Linked DNA regions of Homo sapiens: region 1 is linked to region 2. The links are chromatin loops, found by intact Hi-C in ENCODE. Cell type or tissue: GM12878. All regions are shown on one strand. Each heading gives the region's core, and the rest is flanking DNA. Links, peaks and the distances in the headings are about the cores only. Region 1 overlaps ARHGEF38 (Rho guanine nucleotide exchange factor 38). Region 2 has its middle 32 kb from the start of ARHGEF38.

Region 1 (5,397 bases), core at 274-5,273, 73 kb before region 2:
TCTCAGGGAGTTGGTGAGCCCTCCTCACACGCAGCCTTCTCTGACAGGGTTGGTATGATGGCTGACGCTACAGCAACTTGGTTTGGGGTGGGGGGCACAAGCAGGAAGCTGAATGCCTGAGCCCTGGAGTGCCTTCCCTCCCTTGCTCCTTTGAAAAAGCGGCCAGCTAAGAATTTTCCCTCCCTAACTCCCTCTCTTTTGTGTTTCCCTATCCCAGGGCTTTCCTCACCCACTTTGGACCCTGAGGGAGAGATTTTGTAGGATGTCACACAGAACCATTGCTCAATATACTCCCCACCATCCTGACATTGAAACAGCCCACTGCTAACCTAGGTATGACTGATAACACTGGTAATAGGCACCATTTTACATTCAAGGACTCTGAATTGAGAGAGAGCATGAACATCAAATTTATGGTCCCTTATTTTAATAAGTTTTTTTAAATTTTCAATTTCATATTTGTTATTTGTGGCTGAAAATAAAATGTGTAAATATATAGTTGTCATCAGGGGAAAATATTCCATAATGGCATACAGTCAACCCTCTGAATCCTTGAGTTCCATGTCTATGGAATCAGTCCTCTGTGGATCAAGAATATTTTTTAAAATGCATCTGTATTGAACAGACTCTCTTTCTTATCATTATTCCCTAAACAATATAGTATAACAACAATTTAGATGGCATTTACATTGTATTAGGTACCATAAATAATCTAGAGATGATTTAAAGTATACAGTAGGATGTGTGTAGGTTATGTGTAAATGTAACCATTGCATTTTACGTCAGACACTTAAGCTTCCATGTATTTTGGTATTCTTGGTGGATCCTGGAGCCAGTGCCCCGTAGATACTGAGGGACAACTGTGTATGGTATAATTCCTATTCCAGAAAATATTTCAGTATGTTTGTATAAACAATAAGCCAAAATAATTATTGTGCTTATTTCTAAGTGGCAAGACTACAGGTGATTATTTTCCTCTATATATTTTTTCTAGTGAAAATTATTTATATAATGTTGCCATATAGTATATCAAAATTTTAACAGAAAATTCCAACTGAATTCCTGTCAATACAAAATTATATATATTTTAAACCATTTTTTAGAAAACACAAATTTTTGAGCATAAGGCACATGATTAAACCAAATATGAGTAAATTCAAAATAAATACACATAACTTTCTTGTTATAGAAATAAAATCTACCAAGTGTGCATTCAAACACATACACTTGAAATATCATTGGATGGGTAAAAAGATGCTGGTAATGGAGTTTGCCTCTAGGGGAGGAAACCGAGTAGCTGAGGAATTCTATAGCCCCCTTGAGATCTTTGGTAGATTTGCACTATGTGAATTTTAGCAACTGAAAATAATTAAAAAACAAAGAAAAATAAAAATAAGTACAGTACTCAAATTCCTCCAGCTATTCCTTTCAATCACTTTTTGCCCTTTCCATTGTTAGATTAGTCTACTCTAGTTTGATTTACTTTGACTTATAGCCAAAAACATAGAGTATCTCTCACTGCCCTGTTTGGATAATAAATAACTAGAACCTGTTTTCCCACTAAATGTTTCAACACTAACTGATGTGGATAACGTTTGCCTTCTTTGCAAAACCTCTCACAGTGCTGCTATTAAAGAAGATGTGTAACTGCTGAGTTTGATGTATTATCAGTTCGGTAAAGGTCTGACATAGAAAAGCCTTGAAGTTAAGATTAAAGTTTACAGCACGATTGTCACAGAACAGTTGTCAGTCAAGGGCTAGATCTAATCACTCATTTGTACACTGATTCACTCATACAAGGTGACTCAGTTAAGCCAGGAACTTCTGGTACTTTCCTCAGTTTTCAACTTCCTTCATCCAATTTTCACTTAAATAAAATGACTTGTTTTGTTTTGTTTTTACTGGGAGTGGTCTGAGTTTGATTTTGTATAGAGAAAAGATGATGAATCCGATGATACCCAAATTCTCTCCTAGCTTAACCTGTAGTTGTAAAATATTTATGTTGCCCCAGGTTTAGCTAAGCTTGGTTTACAGATTATTGCTATAGTTATCTGAAAACTGTATGTGTTAATCTACACATTTTGACAGTGATGACAGGTGGTTTGTGCTCAAAGACACTGGTAGTTAAATGTCCAGAAGGGAAGTGAGAACAGGAAAGAACTAACGAACATTGAAAAGGTAGTGAACTGAATGAACTGGTGGTGTCAACTAACTACCTCAGCACTCATATAAACGCTGATAAGAGTCATATGAGTACCCGAACATTTATTTACTTAATCAAAGGTTAAAAGTTTTGAGAAGTGGGAAAAAGGCAGATCTGACATGAGAATTCTGAGAACCTTAAGAGAATTGCTATTACCTTAGTGGAGAGAACTAATAGAATGAAATTAAAGTCCACAATGAGGAAGGCAGAGAGCAGACAGCATTGAAAGATAGCTAAATAACAAGGTCAAAGTGTGAAAAATCAACAACCTATAAACAATTCAAATAAAACAACCTAGAAAATGTGAGTTAGAATTTTGAGAATTGTAATTCACAGTATTGAGAGCAAAAGCCAAATGTGCCAAATAAACGACCATAAATGTTACCATAATGGAAAAGTTTTACCTGGCATGGTCTAAGACACCAATTCTGAGAACTGCTTATAAGAGTTTCATAGGAAGCCAAAAACAAGTAAAGAAAAATAACAAAAAGTAAAAGCACAAAAAAGAATTGGAGAAAATATATAAGAATACAGCTATCAATGACATTCATTTTAGCGGGGCTAGTTTGACTCACCAATGTAGCAGATTATTTAAATTGGCAACATTTTCATATAAGGTAAACTTAGTCCATTTGATACAAATGTGGACTAAGAATTCAAAGAAAGACTTTTCTTGTATATTTGATGTTTTTGTCTGTCTGTTTATTTGTTTCTTCTGGAGACAGGGTCTTGCTCTGTCTCTCAGGCTGCAGTACAGTGGCGTGATCATGGCTCACTGCAGCCTCAACCTCCTGGGCTCAAGTGATCCTCCCACCTCAGCCTCCTGAGTAGCCTGGACTACAGAAGCAAGCCACTACACTTGGCTGTTTTTTTTTAAATAGGGATGAGGTCTCCCTATGCTGCCCAGGCTGGTCTCGAACTCCTGGCCTCAAGCAATCCTCCTGGTTGTGCTGATCTTTCCAAAGTGCTGGGATTACAGGTGTGAGCCACTGCAACTGGGCGTGTTTTTTACTGTTTTTTATATTGATCATTAGCCAATCGCAGGGACAGATTTTTGATAAATTGTGCTTATTTTGAAACATGTTTTAGTCACAAATGTTCTTATACCTAGTAAATATTTTATATTTAATTTTAAAATAGACAATGAATATAGATGATTCCTTTAGGATCGAGGAAAACAATTTTTTTGGTTTGTTTGTGTTTGATTTTGGTTTTTAAGATAGTAGATAATAGTGCTATGAATGATTCCATAAGGAGGGTAAACTAATTATTCAGGAGAGAGAAAGGACACAGACTGGAGTAAAACCTTTCAGTCTGAGGGGATAGAATCCACTGCACTAGCAGAGAGAGGTCATCCTTCATTAGAAGCGGGAACCATTGCTTCCGGTAATAGGAGGAAGCCAACTTATATAGGTAGAGATGCAGTAAGTTGGTAGATTTGGTGTTGGGAGTGTGCACATCTTATTGTTTCTAGTTTCTTTATGAAATGATGGAAAAGGGCATAAGCTGAGAGAAGAAAAAGGGGTGTTTGACATGTGAGGAAAAGAATGTGAGAGAATCTCCTCAGAAACATTACTGGGGGCCCCAGTAGAAAGTGGTCATGAATTTTATAAGAGATTAATTCTGCTGCACAGGTAAAGGTGTGAAGTAGACGAAAAATTGAACTTCACTCGAGTAAGTTGTTGCAGGGAAGTAAATGGAAAGAAAGAGAGAAAAAGGAATTGAGGTCGTGTGCAAGGAGCGATTATAATGAAGGACCCATAGAAATTAAAGCATCTTTGGGCCCGATGAAGAGAGAAATGGTAGTAATGTCCATAGTTTGGAGGTCTCGGTGCCATCAGAAGGTTGTCAGAAATCGTACCAGTGGGAGTAGGCTTGGGCATCAGAGAATAGTAAGCTTGAAATTCTGATTTTGAGGGGATGAAGTTGTTGGTAATGGCAAGTTCTAGGTTATGACCCTGGCGTGAGTGGCTGAATGGGATTGAGGAAAGATTGTTGGATATGAAAAAGTGAAAGAACTGAGAGGCCCGAATGTTGCATGGGTTATTTGCATGAATATTGAAATTACCTAAAAAAGATGTCAGAATTAAGGAGGAGAGCGAGAGAGTGAGAATACATAGACACAGTGGGCTAGGTTCCAAATTTTTCAAAGAATAAGAGTTGACAGGGAGGACTGTACCATAAGGAAAGGTAGTGACAGAGTCTGATGCTATGTGCATTTAAAATCAACATTTGAATAAGTATGTAAATGAACATGTTAGTAACCATTGATATCTGCCAGAATAGCAGTTATATCAAATACATCTGGTTTATATGTTAATAAAATAAAGAAAACACAGCAGAAAACATTTATATACGTAGCAATGACACTAAAGAGCAAATTTTTATCACGACCATCAATATTACTTCTACTCTTACATCATGAATAAGAAATTTCCAGGTTTTCAGAAAGTGTCTGGTAATTCTGGCGTGGGAACTGTGGGGGATTAAATGAGAATGCTAATGAAGTGCCTGGAGCAAGATCTGACATATAGTAAGCATTAAATAAAAGTCATGAGGCAAACTGAAGATGACTTCCTGTGTAAGAAAAGGCTTCCATGCCTTCTTTGCTACTCCTCTTTATACATTGTCTTAGACCAAAAAACAATTTTTGTGTCAGAAGTGCCTTGACCTATACTGGTTTTCCCTAATATGTAGGCCAGATGGTTTTTTAAAAAATATTTCTGAGGCCGGGCATGGTGGCTCACGCCTGTAATCCCAGCACTTTGGGAGGCCAAGTCGGGTGGATCACAAGGTCAGGAGATGGAGACCACCCTGGCTAACACTGTGAAACCCCGTCTCTACTAAATATACAGAAAAATTAGCCGGGTGTGGTGGCAGTCACCTGTAGTCCCAGCTACTCGGGAGGCTGAGGCAGGAGAATGGCATGAACCCGGGAGGCGGAGCTTGCAGTGAGCAGAGACAGCGCCACTGCACTCCAGCCTGGGTGACAGAGCGAGACTCTGTCACAAAACAAAACAAAACAAAAAAATCTGAGAAGAGTACTGTGTTAAGAAATATAAAATCTGCTCCTGAATGTTGTAAATAGTTGGGGGCATGACAGGCTAGCAATGCTTTTATAATCATGGGTAATATTAAAATATGTCTCAGAATCAATAAAGTTGGATATATTTGACTAAACATGGCAAAAACAA
Region 2 (5,397 bases), core at 65-5,064:
CGACAGAGCAAGACCCTTTCTCAAAAACAAATAAACAAACAAAAAAACAAATTAACGGAGAAAAGTGTTGATGTGATTGATTTATTATATGAAAAAGATTTCCCTGATTTACACCTTAAGCAAAATAAATTTCATATGGATTAAAGATTTAAATGTGAAAAATGAAACTTAAAATTTTTAGATTAAAAAATGAGAATACTTTTACTATATTGGGGTAGGGAAGGATGTTTTAACTAAACCCCCCAAAAAGAAAAGACTATTTTGTAGTGAACTTCTAATAGTAAAAGTTTAAGTCATCATAAACATAACTGTAAGATAATTGTCAGACAGGGAAAAGTAATTCACAACATAAAAAAGAGATTTATATCAAATATATGATGAATTATTACAGACAAATTAGAAAAATGATTTAGAAGTCAACCACACCCCCTCTACCCCAAATAGGCAATGGATATGAGCAGGCAAATCACAAAAATAGAAAGCGTAATGATGAGTAAGTACCTAACAGGATAATAATGTCACTAGTAATCTGGGCAAAAAAAAAATGAAAATGAAGAATCATTTCATACCTATCAGATTAGTGAGATGTAAAAATTAATAATACCAAGTATTAAGCAGTGATGTGGACCAGTGATTACTTTTTTAGATTGTGGTGGAAGTATAAATTGGTGCAACCACTTTGGAAAGCAATTTTGTAATACACAAAAATTTCAAAATTTGCAGCCGTTTTTTGAAACAAGAGAGTTTGGCAATATCCAGTATATTTGATAATGTGCATATCCTATGACCATCAATTTCTTGCTTAGTCCTATTATTGTAGAAAAGCTCTCATCAGATACATAAAGATGTCCATTTGATGCATTGTTTGTAATAGTGAAAACTAGAACCAATGCAAATCTCCACTAACAGGTAACTGAAAACGTTAGACATGGTATCTTCCTATGATGCAAAACAACACAGCATTTAAAATGAATAAGCAAAAGCCATGTGAATTTACATTGATAAATGTCAGGAACACATAGGTTGACTGTATAAAATAAGTTTCCAAGTATTAAGTAGAGTATAATTCCATTTGCACATATTTTGGAAACCAGACAAAACAATATTATTTTAAAAATCTAGCCAGCCTATATGGCAGATAACGATAATATTTGGTTTTGGATTCAAAGAGAGGGAACTAGGATTGGGGTGTCCAACTTGATATGCAGTGTAAACATTTATTCATTGTTGGTGTTTCATGCATGCCTCTATGTGCTTTTCTGTATTTATAGTTTTAAAAGAAAACAAATGAATTAAGGAAAATAGTGCATAATAAACGGAAGTTAAGAAATCAAATACACAGCCATAAAAAAAAGAACAAAATCATGTCCTTTGCAGCAACATGAATGCAGCTGGAGGCCATTATTCTAAGTAAATTTATTCAGAAATAGAAAATTAAATACTGCATGTTCTCACTTATAAGTGAAAGCTAAACACTGGGTATACATGGACACGAATATGGAAACAATAGATACTGGGTACTCCAAAAGTAAGGAGGGAGCCAGGTAAGTGTTGAAAAACCTTGGATACTATGTTCCATACTTGTGTGATGGGATCATTACAAGCCCAGACCTCAAAGCATTGTGCAATATACCCATGTAACAAACCTGCACATGTACCTCCTAAATCTGCAAAAACAAAAACAAAAAAACAGTAACAATTCTATCATATAGTAACATTACAAAAAAGAAATCAAATAGCATAATGCTCCTTGATGGCATAGTTTCTTCTCAGACTTTTGGCAAATAGCTAAGGTATCTAGATTCCATTGGACATTGTATTGGGTGTATGGATTGTCTACGAGATAGATACAATTCTGGCTGAAACTCTGAAGAGAACACAGACAAGTTAAATGATAATCACAATAGCATAAAAAGAAAAAGTCAACATGAAGAAGTATACAGCATTAATGCAGTTATATAAGAGAACCACTGTATTGAGTAGAATGCCTCTGGATGTAACAGAAACTAGCTTAAACAATTATAGGAATTTATTGGTTTGAATAACTGGCAAGTTTAAAGATAGATCAGGATAGGTTTGATTCAACAGCTAAAAATCATCATCCACTAGCAAATTTCTTTCCCCTTCTAAATTCTCCAATCCATGGGGGTCAGCTCAGTAAGGATCTACTGTTGGCTCCCTCTTGTGGTGTCGGGTGATTACCAAATTATCACAGTTACATGTTTTTCCTGTGCATGACCAGGGAGAGAGACAAGAGAGGCTGTTTTGGAAGAAATAAGTACAATTCTTTCTTTAGCAGCCTCCAGCAGATTTTTTTCCCAAAGCCTTGATACTGCTGTATTCCCAACACTGGGCAAAGTGAAGACTCTTAATTAAGATCTGCTCAATTGACCTGCATCTCCACCTATGATCAGCTCATAAAACACTCAGCGGAATATCAAAAAGCCCAATGTTTGTAAGGAACAAAATGCTTTTGTCTTTATAAATATTACCAAATATTTATTAATATTTAGTTCACCTGTTTTCGAAATTTGCAGCATTTTTCTTCTGAAAGTATTGTCTTGAGTTCTCAGATGTCGTTTTTTAATACAGTCAGCCCTTTGTATCTGCGTGTTCCATGTCCACGAATTCAACTAACCATGAATAAAAACTATTGGAAAAAAATACAACAAAAAATTTAAAAATATTTTCAAAACCAATTTAGAATAACAACTATTTACAGAATATTTACATTGTACTAGGTATTATAAGTAATCTAGAGATGATTTAATGTATACAGATGGATATGTTCAGATTACTTGCAAATACTATGTCATTTTATACCAGGGACTTGAGCATAATTAGATTTTGGCATCTACGCTGTTTCTGGAAGGAATCCTCTGTGGATCTTGAGGGACAACTGTTTTTCTCTATTCTGAAAGTTATAATCACAAATTATAGAATACGTAACTATGTTACTTAGTATGTATAATGTTGTGCTGGGCGTGGTGGCTCACGCCTGTAATCCCAGCACTTTGGGAAGCCAAGGCGGGCGGCTCCTGAGGTCAGGAGTTTGAGACCAGCCTGACCAATATGGAGAAACCCCATCTCCACTAAAAATACAAAAATTAGCTGGGCATGGTGGCACGTGCCTGTAATCTCAGCTACTTGGGAGGCTGAGGCAGCAGAATCGCTTGAACCCGGGAGGAGGAGCTTGCAGTGAGCCGAGATCACGCCACTGCACTCCAGCCTGGGCCACAGAGCGAGACTCCGTCTCAAACAAACAAACAAACAAACAAAAAACATCATTAGCCGGGTGTGGTGGCGCATGCCTGTAATCCCAGCTACTCGGGAGGCTGAGGCAGGGGAATCGCTTGAACCCGGGAGACGGAGGTTGCGGTGAGCGAGATCGCTGCACTCCAGTCTGGGCAACAAGAGCCAAACTCCGTCTTAAAAGAAAAAAAGAAAAAGAAATGTATAATGATGTAACAGGAAATAAGTGTGTAAGAATGATTATTTTTATCTTGAATATAAAATCATAACTAAGGAACAATAAAAGAGTAAAAAGTAGGGGTAAATATGGATAAATAATTCGTAAATTGATAAAATTCTACATAGCCTTGATATAAAAACCAGAAACTATAAAAAAAGATAAATTCAGCTATCTCCGAAATTAAAATAGAGTACATAAAACTATACTCTAAAGAAGGTGGATATAGAAACAATGAACTAGGAATTAATATTCATAATACACGTGATTTATGGGTTAATTGCTGTAAATTATAAGAAATATTACAATATAAAATAACTACAGGAAATAAAAATGGCAAGAGTCATAAAACATAATCCACAGAAAAATGCAAATAACTAACAAATATGTGAAAAGATGCTACATCTGACTACTAATGAAAAAATATAAATTCAAGCAGTGAGATATTTTTCTTAGAAAATATTAAAACGATGAGCCTAGTGATGAAAACATTCCATTCTAGTGTAAACATTACATTCTACAATGCAAGTTAGCATAACTTTATGGAAAGCAGTTTGGAAATATCTATTTAAAATAAAATTACATTCAAAATTAAAATATTGATGATTTTCAAGTCAAAAATTCTATTTCTAAGAATTTTTCCTGAGAAAAAGTTGCACAAATGCAGAAAGATTTATCTACGTAAGTAGTCATTGCAACTCTGTTTTCATAGCAAAAATTAGAAACCACTCAATTGTTCATCAATTGTGAGCCAATTAAAAAACATACCTATCTATGGAAATTACACAATTATTAAAATAATAAGTTATATCTATACCTGCTGACAAAGAAAGATAACTACCGAAATGATAAAAGTTGCCAAACTATATACTACCTGATCACATTTTTTTAAAATACATCATCTAGGTATTTGAATGTGTATTTTAAAAACTCAGAAGAATGTACATCATAGGAAAATCTGTAATTATCTCTTGGGGGTGGGATTATGAAAAAGTAACACTTTTTATGTAAACATTCTACGTTGTTTAAATATTTTACAATGGGCATGTAACACTTTTGTTACCAGAAGGATATCTAATTTTACATATTTGAATGTATAATTTTTATATTATAATGTTTTCTATTATATTATAAATATAATTTTTACAACTTCTAAATGAAGGGGTAAAAGCAATAGAAATGGAATATTGAAGTATGATGATTATTTTGAGATGGTGAATGGCAGGAGACCATGACATTCTAGGGAGCTTATAACATCAGCACTTGGTACAGCACATTTTGCTTTGTAGGTACAAAAATGCTTACTGATGATTCTCAAAATGTATAAAAGATCATCGCCAATCAGCTTCTGAGGTTTTCTCTGATTATTAACAGTGATCCATTTTGCTTTTATAAAGTAAAATGTTCTATCTAATGATAGTTATAGCAGACAGCCAAAACTACCTGGCTATGAAAAAAAAACTTCCCTTCTCTTTGTCCTATTTTATCATTTATTTACTAAGTAAGGCTAAGGATCTAAAGATAAGTAATAGTGAATATGCCTTTAAGGAACTTGAATTCCAATGAGAAGCCAACCCAATAATAAAGAAACAGAAGATAGGTATTAATACATTGAAATAAAGTGATAGTTAAGTCAGAGTTGAAATAGGATTCTGTGCTTAGAAATTAAGCTGGTCTCCCTGTATTTAATGGTAGATATTACATTTTACTTTTAGGTAGATTTTTACTCTGTGATAAAATACGTAAGATACTCTGTGATAAAATATATAAGTTAGGGTGAATATAGTTTGGGAAATTGGCATTTGGGATGCTTCATGGAGAGCTCAGAAAGACAATATTGTACAGCAAGAGTCCCCAAGCTTTTTACAGTCCCCAGCCTTTTTGGTACCAAGGACTGGTTTCACGGAAGACAGTTTTTCCATGGACTA

Evidence for each region. Peaks named below come from ENCODE experiments on the same cell type or tissue, not always from the same donor. Only the 100,000 strongest peaks of a DNase experiment are listed, where the experiment ranks them.
Region 1: a loop joins it to region 2, with 2.1 times the contacts of the local background. A loop is called at or near these places in 3 of 110 quality-filtered maps.

The regions. Positions count from the first base shown.
Region 1 is chr4:105,591,062-105,596,458 of GRCh38, reverse strand. All of the region lies in intron 2 of ARHGEF38 (Rho guanine nucleotide exchange factor 38), which reads right to left. Among named protein-coding and RNA genes, the nearest start is that of ARHGEF38-IT1, 32 kb to the right of the region's middle. In GM12878, for the core only: no CTCF peak of the experiment used is centred there; DNase peaks (open chromatin) are centred at 1,768 and 2,168; H3K4me3 peaks cover 602 bases; H3K27ac peaks cover 1,621 bases.
Region 2 is chr4:105,517,805-105,523,201 of GRCh38, reverse strand. No RefSeq gene overlaps it. Among named protein-coding and RNA genes, the nearest start is that of ARHGEF38, 32 kb to the left of the region's middle. In GM12878, for the core only: a CTCF peak has its summit at 2,182 (motif pointing left); a DNase peak (open chromatin) is centred at 2,161.